2 separate regions of the Homo sapiens genome follow, and region 2 is linked to region 1. Evidence: chromatin loops called from intact Hi-C (ENCODE). Cell type or tissue: endothelial cell of umbilical vein. All regions are shown on one strand. Each heading gives the region's core, and the rest is flanking DNA. Links, peaks and the distances in the headings are about the cores only. Region 1 holds the start of LOC124904035 (a long non-coding RNA gene). Region 2 overlaps ANKFN1 (ankyrin repeat and fibronectin type III domain containing 1).

The links. Hi-C counts contacts between places; a loop is a spot of excess contacts. Peaks named below come from ENCODE experiments on the same cell type or tissue, not always from the same donor. Only the 100,000 strongest peaks of a DNase experiment are listed, where the experiment ranks them.
Region 2: it touches region 1 in a loop (3-fold over the local background); 3 of 110 quality-filtered maps call a loop at or near these places.

What each region holds. Positions count from the first base shown.
Region 1 is chr17:56,248,937-56,261,604 of GRCh38, forward strand. All of the region lies in intron 3 of ANKFN1 (ankyrin repeat and fibronectin type III domain containing 1), which reads left to right. It overlaps LOC124904035 (a long non-coding RNA gene), which reads left to right and starts at 4,795. Exons shown (of 2, transcript XR_007065856.1): 1 at 4,795-5,284; 2 at 9,000-9,423. In endothelial cell of umbilical vein, for the core only: no CTCF peak of the experiment used is centred there; no DNase peak of the experiment used is centred there.
Region 2 is chr17:56,312,063-56,324,730 of GRCh38, forward strand. All of the region lies in intron 3 of ANKFN1 (ankyrin repeat and fibronectin type III domain containing 1), which reads left to right. Among named protein-coding and RNA genes, the nearest start is that of ANKFN1, 160 kb to the left of the region's middle. In endothelial cell of umbilical vein, for the core only: a CTCF peak has its summit at 7,683 (motif pointing left); DNase peaks (open chromatin) are centred at 5,859 and 7,649; H3K27me3 peaks cover 1,625 bases.

The DNA.
Region 1 (12,668 bases), core at 2,120-10,119:
AAACTTAATCCGGCTGGAGTGACTAGGACCAATTGCACAGGGGAGGTGGTGAGGAGAACACTGTCATGTGGAAACAGCTTAGAATAGCGCTGAAAAATTCCAGGTCACCTACAGTTTGGTTAGAACAGCTCGGGGTATCATTCAGCAAGTAATTTACCTATAGTGAAGATCATCCTAACCTTTGAAATTTTCCTAAGAGAATGTTGTTGAAAGACATAAAAGAAACTCTGAAGTATGCCTGCAATCCCAGCACTTTGGGAGGCCGAGGTGGGCAGATCACCTGAGGTCAGGAGTTCGAGACCAGCCTGGCAACATGGTGAAACTTCATCTCTACTAAAAGCACAAAAAATAGCCGGGCATGGTGGCAGGTGCCTGTAATCCCAGATACTTGGGAGGCTGAAGCAGGAGAATCGCTTGAACTTGGGAGGCAGAGATTGCAGTAAGCCAAGATCGCCCCACTGTGCTCCAGCCTGGATGACAGAGCAAGACTCTGTCTCAAAAAAATAAAAAAAAAAAAGTCAAATTAATTTCTCATCTGCAAATTCAAAGGAAATCTAATAAAAATCCCAACAGGATTATTCATAGGACTTGATAAACTCATTTGAAACTCCATATGGAAGAACAAAAGTCCCAGAATAGCCAAGACAATTTAAAAAATAAAATAAAGGTTAGGCAAACTTTCTATGAATAGACAGCTAGACTTACCAAGTTGCAGCCATTAAGGTAGTATGTATTGTCCCAGGGATGCTGGACTAGGATAGAGATCTCAGACATGGACCCATAGAGGGCCCTGGTAAACAAAAGTGGAGGTCATGAGACATCAGTGGGGAATGGTAGATTGTTCAGTGCTGTGGATCTGTTGGTTTTTTGTAAGGAGGTAAATTAGGAGAGGATTTTACTTTTTCCCATATAGAAAGCCAACTGCCCCACCTCACTGATGGAGATGTAGTCACTGGGGCAGTTTCCAGGGCTTCTGGATTTTCTGCTGCACCATTGTTAGCATTATTTCCAAGGAAAAAACAAACTTCTGTGGAATGGTGTTACTGTACACATTTATACAGTGGTTGAAACAAAGGTAAAGACGTTGGAGCCCCACTTGCTTAGCTTCCCCTTGATACACCCACCCCCAGCATATCCATAGGAACAGAGGCCCATTTTCTCATTAAAAAATGGAGCAGAAAAGACAACAATAACCCAAGGATACTCCCTTCTGTATTTCCTTTGGAAACTTGGAGTCCAAAAAACCCAGTTTTACTCTTCATTTAGAATCCAGTGTTGAGATACACCTATTTAAAACATTCCATGGACCCTCCTCTCGTATATTTTGTCCACTTCAAAATGCATGGCAAGTAAGGCTTCATCTTACATGAGCACTACAATCCACTGCAACAGTGGTTCAAATGATCCTAAAGCCACAGCGCAGCTATTGAAAAAGAAGGGCAGAGTCATGTCTGCCATAGGCACACTAGGGGAAGGTGATGGCATACTTGCCAAGAATTTATCCTTCTTTAACTGACATGTTCCTATCCAAAAATAAAAACATGATTATTACATCATTAACCCAGGGAGCTTGATATTAATATTGAAAATAGTAAATCACTATCAATTTCTGCACACAGAGTATTTTTTCTTAAAGCATCTATGCCACACAAACTAGATCTATACATCATATCACAGCTCTTCTTAAGTGATGGGAAAAGGGTACCCTCAAGAGTTAATTGCCTTGAGCAAGCCAACAGTTGATTAGGAAATATGGTGTTCAGCCCAAGGTTTCCCTTCTCAGTACAATAGACCATTATGTATGACCATTTTTTAAAATGGTATAACTATCATTGATTATCATCTGAAGCTTTATTACTTTTTAACAATTTGGACAATTTTTCCCATGCAGGAAAGTTGGAGGACAAGCTAAACCCATCACATCATTTTATTTATTGAGTGTATTTATACTTCAACTCTTTCCAGAAACAAGTTGAAACTGCTTACCACAGAGCCAGATATAATCTCGTTAACAGCAAAATAAAGATTGGTAATTTTTTTTTTCCCAAAGAAAGCTAAATTGTATTTAGTCAGTATTTCTTTAACTGGTTTCCTTTAACATGAGAGCTATGCATAGCTTTGCAATGGCATAAAATAATGTTTCAGCTGTCACATAGAAAAAGTGCTTCTGAAGGCTGACCACAGTGGCTCATGCCTATAAACCCAGCACTTTGGGAGGCCAAGGTGGGCAGATCATTTGAGTCCAGGAGTTCGAGACCAGCCTGACCAACATGGTGAAACCTCTGTCTCCACTAAAAATACAAAACATTAGCCAGGCATGGTGGCACATGCCTGTCATCCCAGCTACTAGAGAGGCTGAGGGATGAGAATCACTTGAACTCAGGAGTCAGAGGTTGCAGTGAGCTGAGATCACACCACTGCACTCCAGCCTGGGCAATAGAGTGAGACTCTGACAACACAATATCTGACCCAAAGAGTAAAGTAATAAATGAAATCTTATTAAAGTGCATGCAATTGGTTTTCTTAAAAATGAAGCCTCTGTTTGGGGCAGGTTTTTTTCTAAATAAGCCAACATTTGACTTAATTGCACATAGATCAGGAGAGACTTTTGTGAAGCAGCTAGCAGAGTATGTGAATCTCTCCCTACTCAAAAGGTTTGTCCCCATTGTCCAAGGTTCCAGATTAGGCATCCACCTCAGAACTGCACAGTGTTTATTTTTACTTACTTGTTTTGATGGTAACAACCAAGCATTTGACCTCATCTCATTTGTTTTGATTCCCACTCCAGGTGAAATTTGAAAGCTAACATGGAAATGCATGTTCTATCAGGAGAGTTAAAAGAAGAGAAAAAAAGTTACCAATACTCCTAGCCTCTGTAAAAAGAGATCTCTGAGACCCTACAAAAGAATCCTAAATTTGAAAAGCTATTCAAGAATGTATTCATCCACTCATTCATCCTTCTATCTATTTAGTAAATGCTTACTGCATGCCTACTCTCCTTAGGATATGGAGAAGGATGAATTGCAGAGATATCTGTTAGAATATAAACTCCCTAGAAGGTGCCAAGCTGGCTCAAGGCAATTAACTGTCAGATATTTATTTGTGAATTACAGACTCTGGCTTAACCACGGAATAATGGAGGATCATAAGCTAGCTTCCATTTGCTATTCAGAGCCTTTGTGAGTTGATTATATCTGCTCAGAGAATGCAAATTCCTTTATAAATCTAAGGTTGTGACTACTGAAAGTAACTTTCATCATGTATTTCCACTTCTTCATTCTATAGCTGAAGAAACAGAAGACCTGGAGGTAATAAAGTGATTTGTTCAAGTTACACAGCTAACCAATGATGGAACCAAGACTAGAATTCTTGGTAATATGCTCTTTTCACTACAGAGAAAATGAGGGCATAAAATCTGCAACATAATTATTTAAATGTATTTCTAGTCCAGTTGCATTTATTTGTTTGCTTGTTTGGTTTCCTCCTACTTCTTACAAGTTTCTTCTTTTAAATTTTAAATACTTACAGTGTAATATGATAAAAATAATAATTGATGGACCAGGTATGGTGGCTCACACATGTAATCCTACCACTCTTGGGAGTCCCATGAGGGAGGATCACTTGAGGTCAAGAGTTTGAGACTAGACTGGGCAACGTAGTGAGACACCATCTCCACAAGTAATTTTTTAAAATTAGCTGGGCAGGGTGGTGCATGCCTGTAGTCCTGGCTACTAAGGAGAGTGAGGTGGGGGGATTGCAGTATAATAAGATAATTGAAATACTTACAGTATAATAAGATAAAAATACTTACAGTATAATAAGATAAAAATAATAATTGATGGACCAGGTATGGTGGCTCACACGTGTAATCCCACCACTCTTGGAGCCCCACGAGGGAGGATCACTTGAGGCCAAGAGTTTGAGACTAGACTGGGCAACATAGTGAGACCCCATCTCTACAAGTAATTTTTAAAAATTAGCTGGGTAGGGTGGTGCATGCCTGTAGTCCTGGCTACTCACGAGGGTGAGGTGGGGGGATTGCTTTAGCCCAGAAGTTTGAGGCTGTTAGTGAGCTATGTTTGTGTCACTGCATCCAACCTGGGTGACAGAGCGAGACCTTGTCTTCAAATAATAATAATAATTGATGTAATCTAGAGTGAGAAAGAAGAGTGAGGAAAATCAAGTGAAGCAATAGGTAGCTTTAGTAAACTAAATGCACTGAAAAAGTTCTACACAGTTGCTAAAAATGGGCTACCAATTAATGCTGTACTTCCTAGCAGCAGAGAAAGGAAGAAAACATAAATTTTGGTTGGCATCAAATCAAAAGAGTCTAGACTCTCAGAAGAAATACAACTGCTCTCACCCTAAAGCCTCTATGAAATTTCTCCATTAGGGCCTCAGAAAAGACATTGCTTCTATTAATTCAGCAGTGAATTCTGACAGGTTGTTTCCTGAGCCATTCTGAAGGCCAGTGGGTGTACAATGCCCAGGACAATGAAAACATCTGGACAAGAAGCCAGGCCGGGCGCAATGGTTCACACCCATAATCCCAGCACTTTGGGAGGCCAAGGCAAACAGATCATTTGAGGTCAGGAGTTTGAGACCAACCTGGCCAATATGGTGAAACCCCATCTCTACTAAACATACAAAAATTAGCAGGGCATGGTGGCATGCACCTATATCCCGGCTATTTAGGAGGCCAAGGCACGAGAGAATCACTTGAACCTGGGAGGCAGAGATTGCAGTGAGCCGAGATCACCCCGCTGCACTCCAGTCTGGACGACAGAGTAAGATCTTGTCTCAAAAAAATAAAAATAAAAAGGCCAGAACATTATGAGTCCAGGTGTACAGCTCACTGAGGTCCCAGCTTTATTCAGGGCTATCCGGGATAACACTTACACCACCTAGAGCAATAATAAAGGATTTGCTTTGATTGGACTATTGGAGTGTGCCCAGACATTGTATTTTGGGTATTTACATATGTATCTTCATATCTTCTGTGTAAGCCCTATTTATTATCTCTTTAAACTGAGTTTTTAACAACGACTGTGAGATGGAACATTCAAGGTTATAAAGGTCATATATTCTGTCAAGAATTTGGGGAACAAATATTCAGTATTGCTGAAATTTTTCTAATGCTGACCCCAATAGCCTTTTATGAAAATTAATGTTTTACCAGAACAGAACATGCGTCAGAAAATGCTTAGAGGAGCAAAGGCAAATAAAACAATCCTTCAGCACACTGGATTTCTGAACCACTGCCCCATTCTCACCATTATCCCAGGTAATTGGTAATTTATACTATTCTGGAGCACTGCAATGCCAAGAGAGTGAGAAGTGTGAATGTTTTTACCAATTTTAAAGTTATAACAATGAGATAGTGCTACATGGCCAACGGGAGCCTAAGTGTAAATGAACCACTGTGGTTTTATGCATTGAAAGTTACAACAAAGCTGCCCTGTTGACATTGTCTGAGTGTACCTTTCATTATCTAAGGGTGGTTAGTTGTACTTACCAGATTTTGTGAATGACTGTGCTTCCTTTCCATAGCCAGGATGTCCCAGTATGTCCTTTCCCTTGGTTCTAGCTCCATATCTGCTTTCCTCTGGCATTTCCAGCAGTCTAATTTCCCTAGCATTCATGCTGATTCTCTGAAAGAAACAAGGGTCCTCTTTCTGATTCCTTTATAGCAGAGATTCTCAACCCCTAGTGCACATCAGAATCACCAGGGAAGCTTTGAAAAAGCCCTCCATCCAGGTTGCATTGACCTCAGCCACTCTTGGATGGAACTTTCACAAGACAGAGGTACAGCAGAGACCAGGAGAGGACACCATGAACATGGGCCCCAGATCCCTGGAAAGAAGGGATAGTGAGGAGGGAGGCTGATGAAGGAGTGAAGGACCTGTGCTCTAGAAGGGAGGAATGTAATTCTGTAGCCATGGCTGCAAATATATGGCAACCCCCAGACACAAAGAACCCTGCTCTTTCACCCCTTTCTGCACATCCTGCCTCCAGCCATCAGACCAGTCTGGCCTCTGAAATCCATTAACACTAGACTTAAATGACTGCTGTCAGAGAAGGTCCAAAAGAGAAAGAGTGAGCAATGAGACAACAAACCCTTATAGAAAGGACTGAGGGTGGGGACAAAGGTAGCCATGGAAGGAATTCCTCCATTCTAAACCAGCCTTGACCATGGCCTTGCAACTCTTGGACGATTCCCTTTTATGCCAGCCCTGTGTTGATGGTGTTTTGGAGAAGATGGTACTGTTGGTTGTATCTCCACAGTCCTTGAACCAGGGGCCCTCAAATATACTGGAGGGAAGATTGGTGGCTTGGGATGCAGAGGGGATAGAGTCAGAAGTAAGTCTCAGCTTTTCTCAGATTCCTCCCTATTTTGAGGCATAGCGCAGGTCCCAACACCTAGGAGTAGGATTTATCCCTCTCTGCCAGCACAATCCCCTAACCACAGAGGTTTGCCCCCACAAAAGACAATCATTACTCTCTTTAGACTCAGGCAGTGTGGGAGGGATATTCCTTGTGAGAAACAGACTGGAAAAATGAAAATGAAAATACTGCATTTCCATCTTTTCCTTGGCCCCATAAAGAAGTCACAGTTAATGGCATACATTTAGAAGTGGTTATTTTTTAATGGAAATTTTATCTACATGTTACCCTATGAAAATGTGGCCTGTTTACAAAGCAAGAAGGTCAGTGTGGCAGTGTAACCCAATCATGCTTTGTAAATGAGTCAACTTTTCACTGGGCTATTATATATCGCACAGCATTTACACACGCTTGTTAAATGTTAGACATTCAAGACCATCAAGTTTAAAACGTTTGGGTACCGTGATTATATTTTATCATTACTTGTTAAGCATCCATAATCTAATATTAGGAATTTATGTAGGAACTGGAAAATTACCATGGAGAAAACTCATTAGAGATAGAAATTTGGGGCTGGGTGCAGTGGCTCATGCCTGTAATCTCAGCACTTTGGGAGGCCAAGGCAAGAGGATTGCTTGAGACCGGGAGTTCCAGACCAGCCTGGGCAACCTGGCAAAACTCTATATCTATTTTAATTTTAATAAATAAATAAAATATAGAGATAGTAATTTTGCCTGAAGAAAGAATGTATCATGAGCTGAACCCTGCCCCAAGAGTGGCCATTTCCACTCTGAATTCCTTCATTTTCTAGCAATGTACATCACCAGTGCTAGAGTTAGTCTGAGAACAGCTGTGAAGGAGTTAGGAAAGATTAATGAAAACATTTTCAAAAACTCAAGTCAAGCCATTTTATTGGGAAATGGGAAAGTATTTATTTTAATCCCTTGTTTGTGAGCTTGGAAGGAAATAATTATTTGCAAATTGTGGAATAAGAACAATGTAATATTTCTTTCAGTCTCTCAAAACTCAGGCATTTTCCTCATGGCAGACAAAAGCCTATTCTTGTCTAGTTCTCTGTCCTCATAAAAGGAGGCTCCAGTGTGCGGGCTTTGCTTTTTCATGGTGGAGAATTATTTGGGGTTGTGAAACCTGGAGTAAAGAACAGAAGAAGAAGAGTCTCACATTTTGAAGGTGTAAGAATTGTAGGAAGTGAGGGGGCAGAAAATGAGACTGCTAGCTGACAGTTTTCTTTTTCTGAATGATAGCTTTAGGTCACATGCAATGATTAATTAAAATAAACATTTAAAATGTTAGAAAATAGTATGTACCCCATATTAAGGACCAATTATGAAACAAGCCCTTTATCTATTATACACAAGAATATTTATAACAAATCTACAGAGTGGCTAATATCCTCCATTTTACAGATAGAAAATTAAGTTCACATATATAATTACCAGCCTAAGGCCATACATCTAGAAAGTGACTCATCTGGAATTCAAACCCAAGCCTAGCTCTCTTACCAAATACTACTATCCCCTGATATTATCAAGAGTCACTAAAGGAAGTCAGGTGAGAATGGATCTTTATAATTATTTGTCTACCCATTCATTGATTCATTCATATTAGTCCCAGATTGCCTAACAGCAACATCACAGGCTTTGTCAAGTCTTAGACCTATCACTCGCTATCCTGGTGACCTTAGTGAAGTCACTTAACTCACTTAACTGTGGGTTATTGATTTAAAATAGCAATATTGTGATGGGACCAACTTCAAAGTGTTACAGTAGATTAGTGAAATGATCATTTGAAGTCCTTGGTTTGGTGCCTGGTATAGTAAGAACTCAATAGTTTTTATGTCAATGGTGGTGGTGATGACAATGATGATAATGCAGTGGTACTTGGAGTAGAGATGTCATTTCTCTACTAAGAAAAACCGACACTAGAGGGCTAAGTTAATGATCAGAGATCCTAGAATCCTGGAGCCCATAAGCATCTATAGGAGTCACTGTTCCTTGCCTTTGGCTGCAGATGGAACTGCAAACAATAGAGCCACATTAATGTGATGTGCTATGCATCTGGTTATTCACTGGCCCTTCAACATTAACAGTCTCTGTCTTGCTCATACATCTGGAAAAAGAGGGCAAATCTCACAGGCTCAGGCCCTGCAGACACCCAGATGATATGGTGGTGGGAGCATTTTCCAACATTCTCCACACCAAACTTAGCTTCTCTCCCAGGACGGTGCCCTCTCAGAACCCTTGCCAGTTTACTCACAGTCACCGACCCTCCAGGCTACGGGGAAATGAGGACACGGGGCCTGTTCAAGGGACTCCCTCTCAGCAGCCTTCATCCAGGTGTTTAGCACAGTGGAAACAGACAGCCATAGTTTCCTTTGGACAATTCGAGAAATTATTATTAAAGGGTGTGACACCCTCGATCTAGAAAACAGGTTGCCATAGGTTTTCTCAAGCAGTATTTGGAGCTCCAGGAGAGGATTTTGGAACCAAAGGGGAAACATGTTGGTTTCTTACCTGGCGAAGTCCTCTTCCCTCTCTCTAACCCCTCCACCTTCTAAGAGCACGTTGTCAGCTGCTCGCTCTGTCCCTATTCAGATGCTGCCCTGGAAGCCTCACTGTCATTACTCCACTTAGAATATGAGAAAGATCTCGACACTAACACCAGCTTCTTCAGCAGATTGATGACGTGGCTGCTAACAGGCTCTTCTCTTGGAGGTTTTCAATTTCAGCCAGAGTAAGAAGAGCTGGATAAGGACTTACAAATTCAGTTCCTTCTTCTTTCCATGTTCACTTGCACATGATGATTTTATTAAAGTGATATAGCATTTTTATTTGCCATGAAATCTTCATTCCACAATTTAAATGGGCTTCTGATGGCTTTACCTGTTAGGTGAACTTTTAGGAACTTTCATGACCCATGGTCTAAACTAGAAATGTTCGCCCTCTACTCTAGCTTAAAAATTGTATTTTAAAGACAGCACTAGGCTCTTCATGTGAAAATAAAGACAATATTGTAAAATGGTTGCTATGATGCTATTTTTTTCCTCTAAATTATGTCAATTTTGCTTTCACATTCCCATAAGGTGTGAGGGTTTGATGCTGGGTTCCACGTTGGGAAGATGGTGACAACACGCACTTTCTGCCACAGACCTGTGTGCACCTGGAGCCTGTTTACCACTGGGCAGAATTTGGAATAAGGGGCTGGTAGAGACGCAATACTTCAGGATACATACAAATTAACTGGCCCACAGCATCTAGTACTGGCATCTTTATTAATAAGATGGTAGAGGTCAGGCGCGGTGGCTCATGCCTGTAATCCCAGCACTTTGGGAGGCCGAGGCGGGCGGATCACGAGGTCAGGAGATCGAGACCATCCTGGCTAACACGGTGAAACCCCGTCTCTATAAAAATACCAAAAAAATTAGCCGGGCATGGTGGCGGGCGCCTGTAGTCCCAGCTACTCGGGAGGCTGAGGCAGGAGAATGGCGTGAACCCGGGAGGCGGAGCTTGCAGTGAGCCAAGATCGGGCCACTGCACTCTGGCCTGGGTGACAGAGTGAGACTCCGTCTCGAAAAATAAATAAGTAAATAAATAAATAAATAAATAAATGGAATTAAATGGTACAGGTGTTCCTTTGCGCTCATGAAATTTCCAAAGTATTAGAGATATAAAGTGTCCATGTGACTTGAGTGCTTATTATATCTAGACACTGTGACGTGGAGTATCTTATGTAATCTTCACAACAGCTCTGTCGTATAGGTACTATTATCTCCATTTTTGAGGGAACAAAGATGCAGAAAGGTGAAGTAACAGGCCTAAAATCATCAGCTATTGAATGGTGAAGCCAGTACTCAAACACACTTCACAGACCTCCTTTTTAGTCACCATGCTAGGCTGCCTCTGTGGGAGATCATGTGAGATCCTGACTCTTCTATTTACAAACTCTGTAATATTGCTCAAAATTGCCATTTCCACATCTGAAAAAGGAGAGTAGCAGTGGCTGCTACGTTAGGACTGCTTTAAGGATTGGAAGAGATTAATGTATATGATATGCCAAATATCTGTATATAGGCATTTGGTTTTTGGTAAGTACTACTAGGGCAAAGTGGTGAAACTCCCTGACTTCAGGAGCCCAATTTTCTATGGATTGTCCCTGTTTTGTCACTTACTCTTAGACTTCTGTTTCCTCCTCCATAAAATGAAAAGGTTGGGGTAGGGAGGTGTTCCCAGTAGAATGACCATAAGCTACTATGAGATTCAGGAATGGGAAATAAAATGATAAAAAAGAGAGTGAAGTTCACTGGCATCTCGCATCACAGAGGATGGAGAAAAAGGAGACTAAAAATTTTCTAGTTTGCCAGTGAGCTTGATAATACTACTAGTTCAATGACTCCGTAGTTAATGAAAACTGTATCTAATGTGTTTCCTGTTAATGCTTGTGGCAAATATATAAACAGTTTCAAGTAAATTCTCTTCTGTTTTCAGCATACAGTTTCTTTTTCAGTCCCATTCTACCAGGTATATATAGGATCCAAAAGAGTTGGTATCACTCCCCCACCCCACCTCCAAACACACACACACACACACACACACACACACACACACACTCTTTTCAAATTACTAAAAGGAAGTAACATACTTGCACATGCAATTTAGCTGATTACATGCAATTATAAGCATACATCTGCCATCCAAGCAGAGAGCTGCACTGGGTTCCATGCAAGGATAGGCAAAAATAGATTTATCTAAACCATGGTGGCCTAAGAATTATCGTACCAAATTTAAACTTTTGGAGGATATTCAGCTTTCCCAATGTGACTTCCTGTTTTGCAGAAAAGAGCTGGAAGAAATAATAATAAAAGAAAGCTCATATTCATTTCTGTTCACCAAGTGGCTTGTTCAAAACAACATTTTAATGATTTAAGTGTAAATGAATCAGAGGCATATGGATTAGATTTCCCTTAAAATGCACAAGATTTTTAAATGAGGGAGAGTGGAATAAAGAATTTCCCCAAATTTAGTGCTCCTTGGAATTGCCTTTTCTAATGTTATTAAAAATCGGTGGTGGTGGTGGTGGGGCGGGGTAGGGGTGCTGATTCACTTTGCACCGCCTTTGGCAAATAGGGGCGGGTGGGGACAAGGTTTCTAACATCTCCTTTAAAAGGAGGCCATACTTCTCCTTGGGCATCAACTAATTCATCCCAACCAGCATTTTTGATGAGTTAAGTGCAAATGAATCAGTAACATACGGATTGCATTTGAAATACACATGGGGTTTAAAAATGAAGGAAAAAAGTACTCGGTAAAGTATGTCTGGGGTTTTGCCAAACCCATAATGTTCAAAAAAAATAGTTTGAAACAATTGATGAATCCCTCCCAGGCCCTGCCAGCCTCACCAGGCACAGTAGAAGCATGGCTGTTTGGGTGATCACTCCAGTTACCTCTCCTTTAAACAACACTAGGGAACAGCCAGGTCCAAACGATGTCACCTGCTTAGTGCCTGGGTGGCTTCCTAATTTTAATATGCACATTTTCTACATGAAAGAGGATTAATTCCCAAATGACAGAGAGAGTTAACTTACTCCTCTTTTGAGAGCATGCAAATACAGTAGACTGTTCAGCCATTTGTTCTCCTAGATAAACATACAAGGTAATTGAACAGAGATCGGAATCTGTCCCTAAATGGGTTCTGCATCTTGCATTTGCTTTTTGGCTTCCTCATTTGGCACCTAAATTAAAAAGCAGTGACCTGGTGCTTAGCAGCCTGTGCAGAGTCCCACCCCTAAGCCAGTGGCACCCCACTTGTCACCTGTACGGACCTTGTTATCTTCCTTTCCTCCCAGATACTATATTTTGAACAATATTGTCTACACACCAGATGCTGTTATTGAGAAATAATTTTCTCATTTTCTTATTAATCAAAAACTGCCATTGTTAGAAGACCAACATGAAACACATTGAGTTGCTAGCATTTGAGTTAACAGAAAGAAAATATGTGTTAGTTCCCCTTTGCAGTTGAACCTGGGTAGCTCTATAACTCCAGTGAGTGTTTCTGACATTGTATTAGGGTTCTCTAGAGGGACAGGACTAATAGGATAAATGTATATATGAAAGGGAGTTTATTAAGGAGTATTGTCTCACACAATCACAAGGTGAAGTCCCACAATAGGCCATCTGCAAGCTGAGGAGCAAGGAAGCCAGTCCAAGTCCCAAAACCTCAAAAGTAGGGAAGCCAACAGTGCAGCCTCCAGTCTGTGGTCAACT
Region 2 (12,668 bases), core at 3,129-11,128, 64 kb after region 1:
TTGGACGTTATCTTCCTTCACCCCCACCACCCAGTGTTGGTCTGACTGCAGTGGGTCTGCCCCTCTATATCCTGAGGGCTACCATGTGGTTACTGGAAGCTATCCTCAGCCTATCTGATAGTAGACCTGTGTTCTGTGCTTCTGCCCACTCCCACCTTGGCTCTGATTTGCTTAAAATTAAATGATACTTTTCTGTGAGAAGGTGCTTGATATTCCACATGTGTCTGGCTGCCAATTCCCAGAGGCCTTTTGATTTGACCCTGTCTGTGGCCCAGCACTGCCTATCTAGTCTAGACCCAGAGTATAAAAGAAAGCCAATCCCAGGAGACCTCAGGGTTAGCATCTAGGCATTATTTCTGCTGATCTTACTCTGACCCATTCTCCCAGTACCTCCTTTCACACTCCTTTAGTTGAATCCCTAACATAGGTACTTCCCACTTTCTCGGAGCCTCTCTCCTAATCCCGGCTGCCCTAACTGCCAAATCTCTGGCCCTCCATGGTCCTCCACAGACCTCCTTTCCTTTGCTCGTCTCCAGTTTTTCAGTCTTTGCTACCTGTCGCCTGCTGGAAAGGTCACTAGCTTCCAGCCTCACACCTCTCCAAACCTGCATCTGATTTTGTCGTTCATCACATATTTGTAGGGCACCCACTATGTGCTAGGCACTATGCTAAACCTTGGGGTATTATAGTGAATAAGGGATGGATTCCCTGCTCCCATGCAACTCACAGTCTAAAAGGGAGCAGACTAACAAACGACAAGTAAAGAAAGTAGTTACAAACTATGGTTGGTGCTTTTAGAAAAACAACAGTGGGGGCGGGCACGGTGGCTCATGCCTGTAATTTCAGCACTTTGGGAGGCCAAGGCAGGTGGATCACGAGGTCAGGAGTTCAAGACCAGCCTGGCCAAGGTGATGAAACCCCGTCTCTACTAAAAATACAAAAATTAGCCAGGCATGGTGGTGGGCGCCTGTAATCCCAGCTATTCAGGAGGCTGAGGTGGAGAATTGCTTGAAGCGGGGAGGCGAGGTTGCAATGAGCTGAGATCATGCCACTGCACTCTAGCCTGGGCAACAGAGCGAGAATCCAACTCAAAAAAAAAAAAGAAAAAAAAACCAGGGTGCTGAAATAAAGATTAATGGACATGAGGGAAGGGTATTTCCTCTCTGAGGAAATGATATTTAAGCCAAGACCTGAGAGATGAAAGGGAGCCAGTCCCATGAAACAGGGACAGATGTTTTAGTCAGATGGAACAGTATGTGCAAAGATCTTAAACAGGACCTCATATGAAGCTGTGCAGATTGTTCAGGGCACAAACAAGCCTGGTCATGGAGGTAAAGGAAGTGCTGAAACCCAGCCAGGCTCTGTTCCCCAAGCAGTGTGCCACAGTAAGGGGAAGGAACAGGTTCTTTTTCTGAGCCTCATAAAGACACTGTGTGAGCTAGTAGTAATCTGAGCCTTGAGGTGGAAAGAGGATGGCTCTCAGTCCTTTTCTCTTGGTCCTTGGGCTGCAGCCTGGGTTCACATCCTGGGATCTTGCACTCAGCTTACAAATACCCATCCCCATATGCCTGCCCATTCTTAGATTAGTCTATGTTTGATCTTATCTATCAAATGATAACAACTCAGATTTACATGGCATTTTACATTTGCTTCAAATCTCATCTGATCTTCCAATTTCTCTGTAAGGTAGCTAAGGCAGGCATTATTCATTAATTATAATTTGCATAAAATACCATGAATAGATTTTGTGTTTTGGTTAGTTATGTTTCAATAATTGTATATACCCCCTAACCAACACCTAAATCAAGATACAGAACATTTCCAACCGGCCTGAAAGTTTCCTTCTGCCACTGTCCAACCAAATATCCCACCAACCCAGTACAACCTAGGCAGCCAGTGTTTTGATTTCTGTCACTATTGATCAGTTTTTTCAGTACTTGGTCATCAGGGGAATGTAATTGTGTAGTAAGTATTCTATTGTGTCTAGCTTCTTTTGCTTAATCTGATGTTTCTGAGATTCATTCACATTATTGTATGTCTCAGTAGTTTATTCCTTTTTTATTGTTGAGTAATAGTCCATAGAATGAATATACCACAATTTGTTTAGCTATTACTCTATTCATGATATTTGGGCTATTTCCAGGTTGGCTGTTTTAACTAAGACTGCTATATTCTTGTGTAATTCTTTCCGTGAGCATTTATTTCTCTTTCTTGTGGGTAGAACCCAGAAGTCGAAGTGCCGAGTCATAAGGTATATTATATTTAACTTTGTAAAAGACTGTCAAACAGTTCTCCAAAGGTATACCATTTTATACTCCAATCAGCAACCTAAAGGCACTATAGTTGCTCCACAACCTCACCAACTCTTGGTTTTAGCCATCATAGTGGGTGTAAACTAGTATCTCATTTTAATTTTATTTTATAATTCTCTGAGGACTAATCATATTGAGCACCTTTTTATGTGCTTATTGACCATTTGTATATCTTCTATTGTAATATGACTATTCTAGCATTTGCAGGGTGACTACTATTAATTTCACTTTATAGATAAGAGAATTAAGACTCAGGTCAAGTGGCCAAAGACTGCAAAGATTCACAGCTAATAAGTAGGAAACCCAAGTCTTTTACTCATATCTCCTGACTCTAACTGGTGTTTCATTTCCAATATATTGGACTTTTTCCTACAATGGTTCTCAAGCTCAAGCTGCCCTCATCAGTAATCTTTACAGCATCCTGAACCTCAGGACCTTTTAGATAAGGGCACAGTCAAAAAATTTATAGATGTAGACAAAAGAAGACATGAATGATTTTACATTAACTGAAAGCAACATAATTTTTTTTAATTAGTCATCAAAACCATCACTCTAATTCTGGAGTTCTTGTTTGGTACCTGATACCCTCTCAGGCAGAGATGTATTCTCAGTCTCAACTCCTCAATGCTGCCGAGCTCGAAATAAGCCCTTCTTGTTCAGGTGCAAATGTGTTTCACTGGGCTACATGTAACTCTCTTCAGCCTATTTGTTTTTAATTCAATCAGTTAAAACAGCCACAATTTCTCCTGTCCATATGCCACATTGCAGTAAGTTAATGTTTGCTTAATGAAATGTAAATGCTCCTGAGGCTTGATTTTCTCACTAATATAGCTGGAGGAGATGGTGAATATGTAGCATGATTCATTCTCTCTCTCTCTCTTTCTTTAAGAATTAAATGTACTTTGAAGTTGCAAATGTCACAGAAAACTCCCACTTTTCCTTGATGCTGAAGATAAATCACTGAAGGAACAATGAGAATGGATAATCAGCCTTGGTTGTAGTTGTATTTGACAGACTGAGTTTGAGCATCTGACAAATGCGTGAAACACTGTGACTCCCCTTTCAAACTAAGAGAAGACTATGCTAGCTAGCAGGGCAGCCCAGACAGAAGGTGCCTGTTGCTGTCCTTTTAATCCTCTCTGAGCAAAATCTTGTACTTTTCTCCCAAATAGTGAAGGAAGTGAATAAGCCATTGACCTTTTAATTCCATTCAACGCCTTTGCTGTGCTGCAAGGTGCATCCAGTAGGTTTCACAATGCAGAAGAATGACATTGAGTATTTGGCATATGCAGTCCTTGAGAAAGCTCCTCTGAGCTTAGAAAGCTCCTCTACTCCTTAGAAAGTAGCCAGAGCAGCCCATTCAGACTCTGCTCTATCTGATTTCATAGGAGTTCAGAGTCTGGGACAAAATGAAGAAAGGGAATTTGGACAGGAGTCTGAAGACAGAAGAACTAGGCCAGAAATAAAAGGGTCACACCAATGTCTGTGAAGAGAAGATGGGAATAATAGAGATGAGGCTACAATTTAAAAAGATGAATCAGTCAAGGCTTCTTAAAAGTGTTCCTACAACCTCTTCAACTTTCTTTTTGTTTTTCCTCCTCTGTTCTTCTTTCTTCTCCAATTCATTAAATGCCTCTTTGCTGCTATATGCCTTAGGTCAGACGCTCCTGACATTTGTACAGCAAACTTCATCTGACATTTTTAGAAGAAAGGGGACAAAGTTTTTATTTTCAGCTGAGAGTAATTTTAATGGGTAAAGTGGCATTTACAGTCAACGTTTAACTGATAGTGCAGATGGCCTTTATAATTGCTGGGTCTTATTACACAGTTATGCGTCTTTATTATTATGCTTGAATGTGCAAATAGAATTAACTTCCTTGCTTCTCTTGGTATTTCAAATTCTCACTGTGATTAATTACAAAGAATTCTCTCCTTAATACTAAGGATCTGATTCCATGAAGTTGTGGAGATAAACCAAGGAGACTTTTCCATTTGTAAAATGGAGGAGGTATTTCTTATGGCAGTAGAAAGCTGAGCAATTTGGCAGGAGACTGGGTCATAAGCCACCCACTCAAGTATCATCTAAGGAACACTTAGGCTGTGAAATAAATGGAGAAAAGGACCTGGAAAATACGGAAGGCTTCTTTAGAGATTTATTCATTTAGCAGTTAGCCAAGGGTAGAGGACCCTTTTGGAAATTTGGTCTTGGGGGCCTAAAATTTAACTTAAGCCTGGATTCAAATGCCAAACAGAAGTATTCCTAGAAGAATTGACAAAAAACAAAAAAATCTCATTTTGACTGGCACTCAGGAGAGAAAAATAAATGAGGGTGGAAGGAGGAGAGTTTTCTTTATGGCTTGACTGACCACCAAAGCTATCCAGATTCCTCACCCAAATCACCACCCACTGAGTGGGGCCACCTAGGGTAATTAAAGGATCAAATGCTCCTGTGCTATACTGTAAGCATTTAAAAAGCACCAGTCCCACTAATAGAAACATCTTGTTGGCTTTCTCTGAAGAAAACCTGAATAGAGAATAGAATTCTATTAATGAGTGAGGCACATCTACATTAGTTCCTTTTTAAAAAAGAAAACATTCCTGATAAATAACACACGTTTAAAGCAGATTTCAGCACACTCTCTGGAAAGAGAGATCACATATATTGACTCTGAAATATCAGACCATATGTCCAATACAAACCAAGACTAGCTGGGTTGAAATAAAGCATTTTTTTCTTTGTGGCAGAGAAGTTCTTCTATGTGTTAAGTGCTCTATGGCTTCTTGACATCATAACATGTTAGAGCTAGAAGTGACTTTCAACGTCATCTAGCATGACCCCCTCACTTAGAGGAGAAAACTGAAGGTGTTTTTAAAAAAGAAAAAAGCCAGAAGAACCTTCAAGAACATTCCAGTTGCTGTCCAGAAACATTGCAAATCAACCTTTTTAGATGCTTTAGCAAAAGGGAAAACTCCAGCTTGCCTTCATCTTTGACTCATAGGAAAGGTGTAAATCCCACCCACGTAGTTAAAGCTTTCTTGCTGGACTCCCGCTTATTTTGAATTTAACAAAGGCTAAAAAGCCCATTGTGAAATGTTTGTTTGGAGGGCCAGAATCTAAACTTGCATTCCTTGTCATGGTCATTTTTTTAAAAGAAGATGACAGATTAGAGTAACAGAAGGGGAGAGACTCCAGCAATGCTAGACATAAGAGACCATCAGAAGAGGATGCTCTTTCTTTCTGGCTTGCTGTTGTTATTTTTATTTTCCACATACTCCTAAGGGTATCGGGTTTATCACCATGGCTGGGATGGGGCTTGGAATGTGGTGGACAATATGACAACAATTTCCTTCCTGGTGTGTCCCTGAATGGCCAGTGCAGTCAACACATAATCAGACAATCTACAGCTGCACTGTTGCTGTTGACAACTTCATTATGCCTGTGATATTCAGCTGGGTAATTCATTTCTCCAGCTTGGCAATATCTCCTGATATGCCTAAATGGGTTCAATGTAATTTTGTAAGCTTTTGAAGATGCTTACCCTTCCCTTGTGAGACACGATACACATTGTCTCCCCTTGTGCTTAGCTTTGTCCTAATATGGGAAACAATGATAACCACCACCAGGAAATAGCATTGCCTTGTTCAGCTCTTTAGTGCAGATTGAGTCTCCAGACCACAAAGGCAGGAAATATTAGTGATTGGAATGACACAGTAGGTCACTTAATGTCCCTTGTAACTGCCTTTTTTTAAATTTTATTTTTATTTTTTGGCCTGCCTCTGCAATTAACCTTCATATAACCAGGGCATTTTTCTACAAAACCAGATGGCCTTGCCAAGGATGTAAAAATAGATAATTAATGGTTCTGGGGGGGGTGTGCTGGCCTTTGGCATGATACCTCTACCCTCACCAATACTGTCCTGAAATGGAAGAAGCAGATAAGAAAGTAGAAATATGAGCATGCATAGCATCCAACACCAAAGCTGCCCTTTTCCTTAAACTGGGAAAAAGTATAAAATGCATTCCTCTGAGTTCTCTTTAATTCTTTTCAATTAAACCTATATGTATTGAAAATTATCTACCATGCACAGGGCCCCAGTCCAAGAGCTGAGAGGGAAATTCAAAAATCAATGAGGCCCGGGTCCTGCCCTCATGGAGATTTCAATCCAGTAAGGGAATTACATAGAGCCCCAAGTAACTCTAATGAAGTTAGGCTGTGCTGAGAGTTTTAACATCGTTATAAATACTACAAGGAGAGAGGAGAAAGACATTCATTCCATCGGGAACATGAAAGAGAGGTAAATAGTCTGTCTTCAGGGCCACCTTCCTTATTCCACCAGCCAATCTGTATTCTTTTAAGAAAATCTGGTCTGCTGAGAATCTTATTGGAGTCAACGTCTTAGTTCTGAGTTAGGACTACTCATCCTATCTGATTTCCAAGTGCTTGTTTGTCGTCATTGATAATGATCTGTTCCCAAGTATCTCAAATGAAAATGGAGAAGATAGCATAAAGATAGGTCAAAGAGTCTTTCAGGTTATTCTTTTATCTTTTTATCTACCTGTTTTCTTGACTTTATAAAGCTAAATTCTCCTAAGTGGACTCCTGTTGGCAAGTAGAAAATAGAGACTGAATCTGTGACTTTTAACTGCAGATATTTCAATATTAAGATTTTCTTTACAAAAAAAATGAGGAGGAAGAAAAAACATAGACAAAGGAGGAAGAAGAGGAGGAGGGGTCTGCCTAAAATTGAGTAGTCATTTATCCTTCAGTATTTTGACTAATCAACGAAACCGTTTTGACTTGTCTATTGAATAGTCACCTCATGGATTCCAGCTTCCGTGCCTACTGGTGAAGATTCATATGATTTGATGGGTAGCTGTACACATACATAGGGTTTTGAAAAAGCTGAAACCCTGAAGTCTGATAAATGTTCTATTTTTTAATCTAGACAAACATTGGTTTATGAGTTATCAAATCCTAGAGTATTAACTATTTCATTTTCAAATTGTTTGAGAATTCTGCACAACATCCTTAAAGTAAACCAGGGCACAAAAATCATCTTTGGCTTTGAATCACCAATAAAAGACTTCCCCAGAGGAACGGCCAAAATGAGTGTTGTAAATGGAGAGGGATCCCAACATCTCTGCCATGGATAACAGTCCTCTACCACAACCGCACTACAGTCCAGATATCCCTATACAAAGGCATGATTGAGGTCCAATTAGCCACCAACCTATTACACACTTTATTCATTATGACCAAATCTAGTGCATCAAAGAATACAGATGGCCTAGGGATTGGTCATAAGAAGCAACCTGTGCTGGCTCCTTTTAAAGAGAGTTAGGTGAATACTGCCACCTATTGATAGGTGAAATTTATGCTACAAATTCCTACTGATGTGCTAATGCTTATCAGAGCTGATCTCATTTCTCAGTTGGCCAAAGCATTTTATCAGCCCGAACTTCATAATTATTTACATGTTTTTGATGAAAAATAATTATGTTACATTAATGTAAAACAACTAACGAAATGTATTATATTTCTTATTATATTATTATACATATTATGTATTATTTCTTATTTCTTGGCAAAGGAATGAAGTGGAAATACCACAAACTTTGCAGAGACCTGGGTCTGAGTCTCAGCTCAGTCCCTAAATGCACATAAACAAGCTGATTAATCTCTCTGAACCTGAGTTTCCTCATCGATAAAAAGTGGGTAATCCTACTTTGTAGAGTGTGAGAATTCAGAGATACCATTGCATGGCACATAGAAGGTATTTGATAAATGGCAGCATTTATTTTTCCACTGAGCTATTAAAAGTAACTATTTTGATGCAATGATTGGTAATATGACAAACCACATCATGTATCAGACTCTGGTGAACTCTTCCACATGGTTCAATTATCCTTTGGCAATGCTACTTGTCTAGTATAGTATCTTTGACATCCAAAATTAAGACAGTGTGAACATAAATATTATAACCTGAAGTGTGCCAATTGAGAAAATAAGGATAAATGGGCTTCATTACCAAATGTCTCCTGACTGCCCTAGAGGATATATGGGGCCGAGCAGATAAAGAATTATGATAAAATGTTGGAACTGCATATAAATGGGGCTTTGTGACCTGCTGGATAAGGTTGAGACTTAGAGCCAGACCCAGGAGGCTCACATTCCTTCCTCGGCATGGTGTGGGGGATCCTGGGCTCATACAGACAATAGGGGATTCATAGCTTGAGAATTCTAATGATGACTGAAAGGAGGGTGGCAGCCAGGACAAGAAGGCTTTTCAGAAGCATGGACTCCGATTATCACGTCGGTGCTACAGCCCGGTGAGAGGCTGCTGAGAGGACGGATGAAGCTGTTCTTGGAAAGCTTTCAGTGAAGTGTTTGTAACCTCCTTTAAGAGAATCCCGTTTCTCAAAAATGTGGCACTGGAAAATCCCACATGATTAGTTCAGATAAACACTCTGTCATCGGATTGCACTACGAGGAATATGGGCCATCTCTTTTCGAAGAGTCTTTTTGAATGCAATGTGTCTCGTCTCCAAGACTTAGAGAAAAATTCTAAAAGAGGCTTTCTCAGGATATTTTGAGACCGTTACTTTTAGTCTGAAAGGTCAATTGGTGCTTAAAACAAAATAATCAAGAACTAGCATGCCCGTGAGCAGTCTGCATCTTTTCTTTAGGAAAAAAAAAAAAAAAAAAGTCTGCTTTGGATTGAATAGCCAATGCACTCCCCCACCCCTTTTCTTTTTTCTTTGGGGATTAGAAATTGAGAGGGAGGAGGAAGAAGAGTTTCACATTCATTACTAACAACTTCGCACATAATAAGCATATTCAGATACACCCTGGGGTGTTAGTTTTCTTTTCCTATTTTTTTGTCTCCTTTTTAGCAGCTTTCGGTAAGTAGCACATTTTATTTTTAAAAAAAGAATCGGAGCCGTTATTGAGCAGCCTCGCCCTAAGGAAGGTCAAGAGATTAGGGAACGGAAGTAGGCTGGCCAGGCTCTTTGCTGACCACAGTAAGGGAATGCCACTTTCTTATAATTTAATTTTGAGATCCTGATGAAAAGGCACTCCCTAAGAAAAAAAAAAAAAAATCTTCGCTGAAAAAAAAGTGAAAAATTGTTAGAAAATAGCCATCAAAAAGTGATCAATTTAAATTTATGTCTAACAAACAAACCACATGGAACTAACCACAGGGCAGACATGCATTTGCAGCGATATATGGACATTCTCAAAATATGGTCAGGATTTTGCAGGGGAAAGTGGACATTACTGGCTTCTGATGTTGGTGGGCTTTGGCCTAATTTTGCAAGTATTCTGAAATTCTATACATCATATGTCACAAATCAGAGGAGAGTATACTAAAAGAGACCTTTGAATTTAACTGGTCCAATGCTCTCATTTCACAGGTGAGAATAATGAAGCCTAATGATAAAAAGTAACTTGCCCAAGATCACACAGCTGGTGAGGGGCAGCTCAAGGACTGAAGTTCAAACTCCCGTTTCCCAGACCCAGGTTCTTTCCAATGAGCTAAACAACTGTAGTGGGAAACCGCAGACTCTCACATTTCATGGAAACCCTGTACCCATGCCCCCTGGAAATGGCCCTCAATGTTGCTAGAGGCAGCTCATCTGTCACAGCCTGGGCTAAAATCTTTACCTGGTGCTAAATGGGTTCTTCAAAGCATTCTATGAATGTCTAGGCACATTGACATGACTCCAAGGACTCAGCTTCTGTTCTTTTCTCTGTCTTAAAAAAAAGAGCACAGACCACAACCTGCATGCCATAATTATCTCTAGGTGTATGTACTGGAATAAATTAATGTCATCATCATCCGCCATCATGTAGGCTAAAACTTTAAGTCACCTTCAACGTGTCTCTCTCTCTCATCCTCCCCATCCCCCACCTATACTATTGACAATCCTGTAAGTTCTATCTCCAAATATAAGACTTTCATCTCCTAATTTACATCTTCACGGGCCTTCACACCATCAGTGTCTTCCTGCTTCTGGGTTCTCACCACTATCCACAATGGCCAGGCCAGGTGGATCCTAATCAACTGTTCTGGCATTCTCCTGCTCAGCTCACTGTCACCTATGGCATAACATCCAAACTCTTTAACATGGTGTTCGAGCTCTCCCCAATTTAGCTCCTGCTTACTTTTTGAGACCAATTCCATCAGCTCTTCCCTGCATTATTCACTCCAGTACACTGGACTACTTGTCATTCCCTAACAGCCCCGGAACTCTATGCCTTGACACTATGCCGTGACGCCGAACCTGTTTCTTCTTTTCAACCTGTAGAGAGATCTTCATTCCTCCAGTTCCAGTTCAAACGCCACCTTCTCTGTGAACATTTTCTATGTGTTACAGAAAGAAGTAATAATTCTATGTTCCCTTAGCACATTGCTCATACTTTTTTATGGCATTTACTTAATTCTGCCTTTTATTGTAATTGGTTGCATATCTCATGCTAAGTATATCTCTTTTATCTTTGAAAAGATGCCCTGTTCATCTTTGAATGGGAGCAATGCGCCCTCCCAACCACATTGCTTCATTTAATATCTGCATATAATAAATGATTTTCTTTCTTAATTTTACTGAGCACTTACTAGGGCTGGAGGTGTAGTGGCTGAAGGAGAAAGATGCAAAATAAAACACAATCCTTGTATTTAAAGGAGCTTTTAATTGAATCAGTGAGACACATTCGCAAATATCCTAAGCAAGTTAAATAACTGTGGGGGTGGAATTGGGTGGAGGGGAAGTTCTGAGTGTGGAACAAACATTCTCAGTGTTCCAAATGAGAACATTAGTATTATGACATGGAGGGTGGAGTAATGGGGGAGGAGTAGAAGGAAAGAAAGGGCAAAGCTGCCTTTAGATCCCATCTCGTGCTGTAGTCATTATTAGAGTCTTCTCTAGGTCTGGCTAATCTCACTTATACTTCTCTCAGAACCAGAGAAATCTTCCTAAAACAAGACTGTGATCATTTAACTCCCTGTTCAAGTGTTTGATGTTCAATGAATCAAGCATCAAATAATTGCAGGCTTATGCTAAGAGTTATAGAGCACCAGTCTGCAGAGACGAGACGAACTCCAGGAAACAGCCAGAGAACAAAAAGGAAGAACATCCTGTAAAAGTGCTAGGAAGTGGGAGACAAAGTAAGAGTGTGATCAATATGGGCTGAGATTAATCCAGAAGGATTAATTGGAGGAGGCAAGCCTTCTGTGGATGGTCACTTGGCAAGAAAGATTAGACATACCAAGAGAACTTTAAGGTTCCTTTCAATTCTGAGACCCCATTTCCCATTATTACTTGAGGTGATTTATGTATTCATTCAATAAATACATGCTAAGCACTTCAACAAAACATCAAATATTTATTGAATGCCTTCTATGTGCCAGGAACTCTGCTAAACCCTGGACATACAGCAGAGAATAAGAGACTTTGCACTTAAACTCTTACAATATAATGGGGATGACTGATGCTAAACAATGAAGTGCAATAAAATATAAGGGATATAATGATGGCAGAGTATAAGGTGTCGTGCTTTCAGACCACAGAGCAGGGACCCTAACAGCCTAGGGGCTAGAAAAATATCTCTGAGAGTTGATGTTTAAGCCAAGATTCCAAGGCTGTACGGGAGTTAGCCAGACATAGGAAACTGAGCATCCAGGCAGAAGAACACCCATCATATTTGATGATCTGGTATTCAGAAAGAATATAGCATGTCCAAGGAACTAAGAGATATTCAAAATAGCTACAGCATGGAATGCAAATAGAAAGGTGGTGAGAAATTTGGCTAGAGAGATAGGAAGAGCCAGAATATGGGAAATTTTTCTAGGGTATGTCAGGGAGTTTATACTTCATCAATAGGCTCTAAGTAACGTTAAAGTATGTAGCACAATGAATCTAACCTACTAAATACTTACTAAATGTCTATTGAAGAGTAGACTAATGAATACATGGATGAATTAATGAATTTCCTTTGCAATAAACATGGGCTTTTTGACTCAACTTGAGTATTTGCTCTAGAAAGTGTTGCTACTATTATCAGTGGCACTCTCCCCTTAGGTCTGCATGGCACGTGTAACTCATGACCCCTGTGAGGCAACCCCCTAACCTTAGTAGAGTTACTCAGTCACCTAGCTTACCACAGCAGATGTAATTCAAGTAAGTCTGCATTCAAGCCAAAATTTTTCTAGATGAAAGGGTAAAGTTTTACCTGGCAATCATTTTGGCCTAAGGTGTGCAAGAGAAGCCGGACTCTTTCTTAATCCTTGATGAAAAACATAGCCCTCTAAACCTCAAGGGCATGAATATTCCTAAATTAGATTATTCATAGCAAC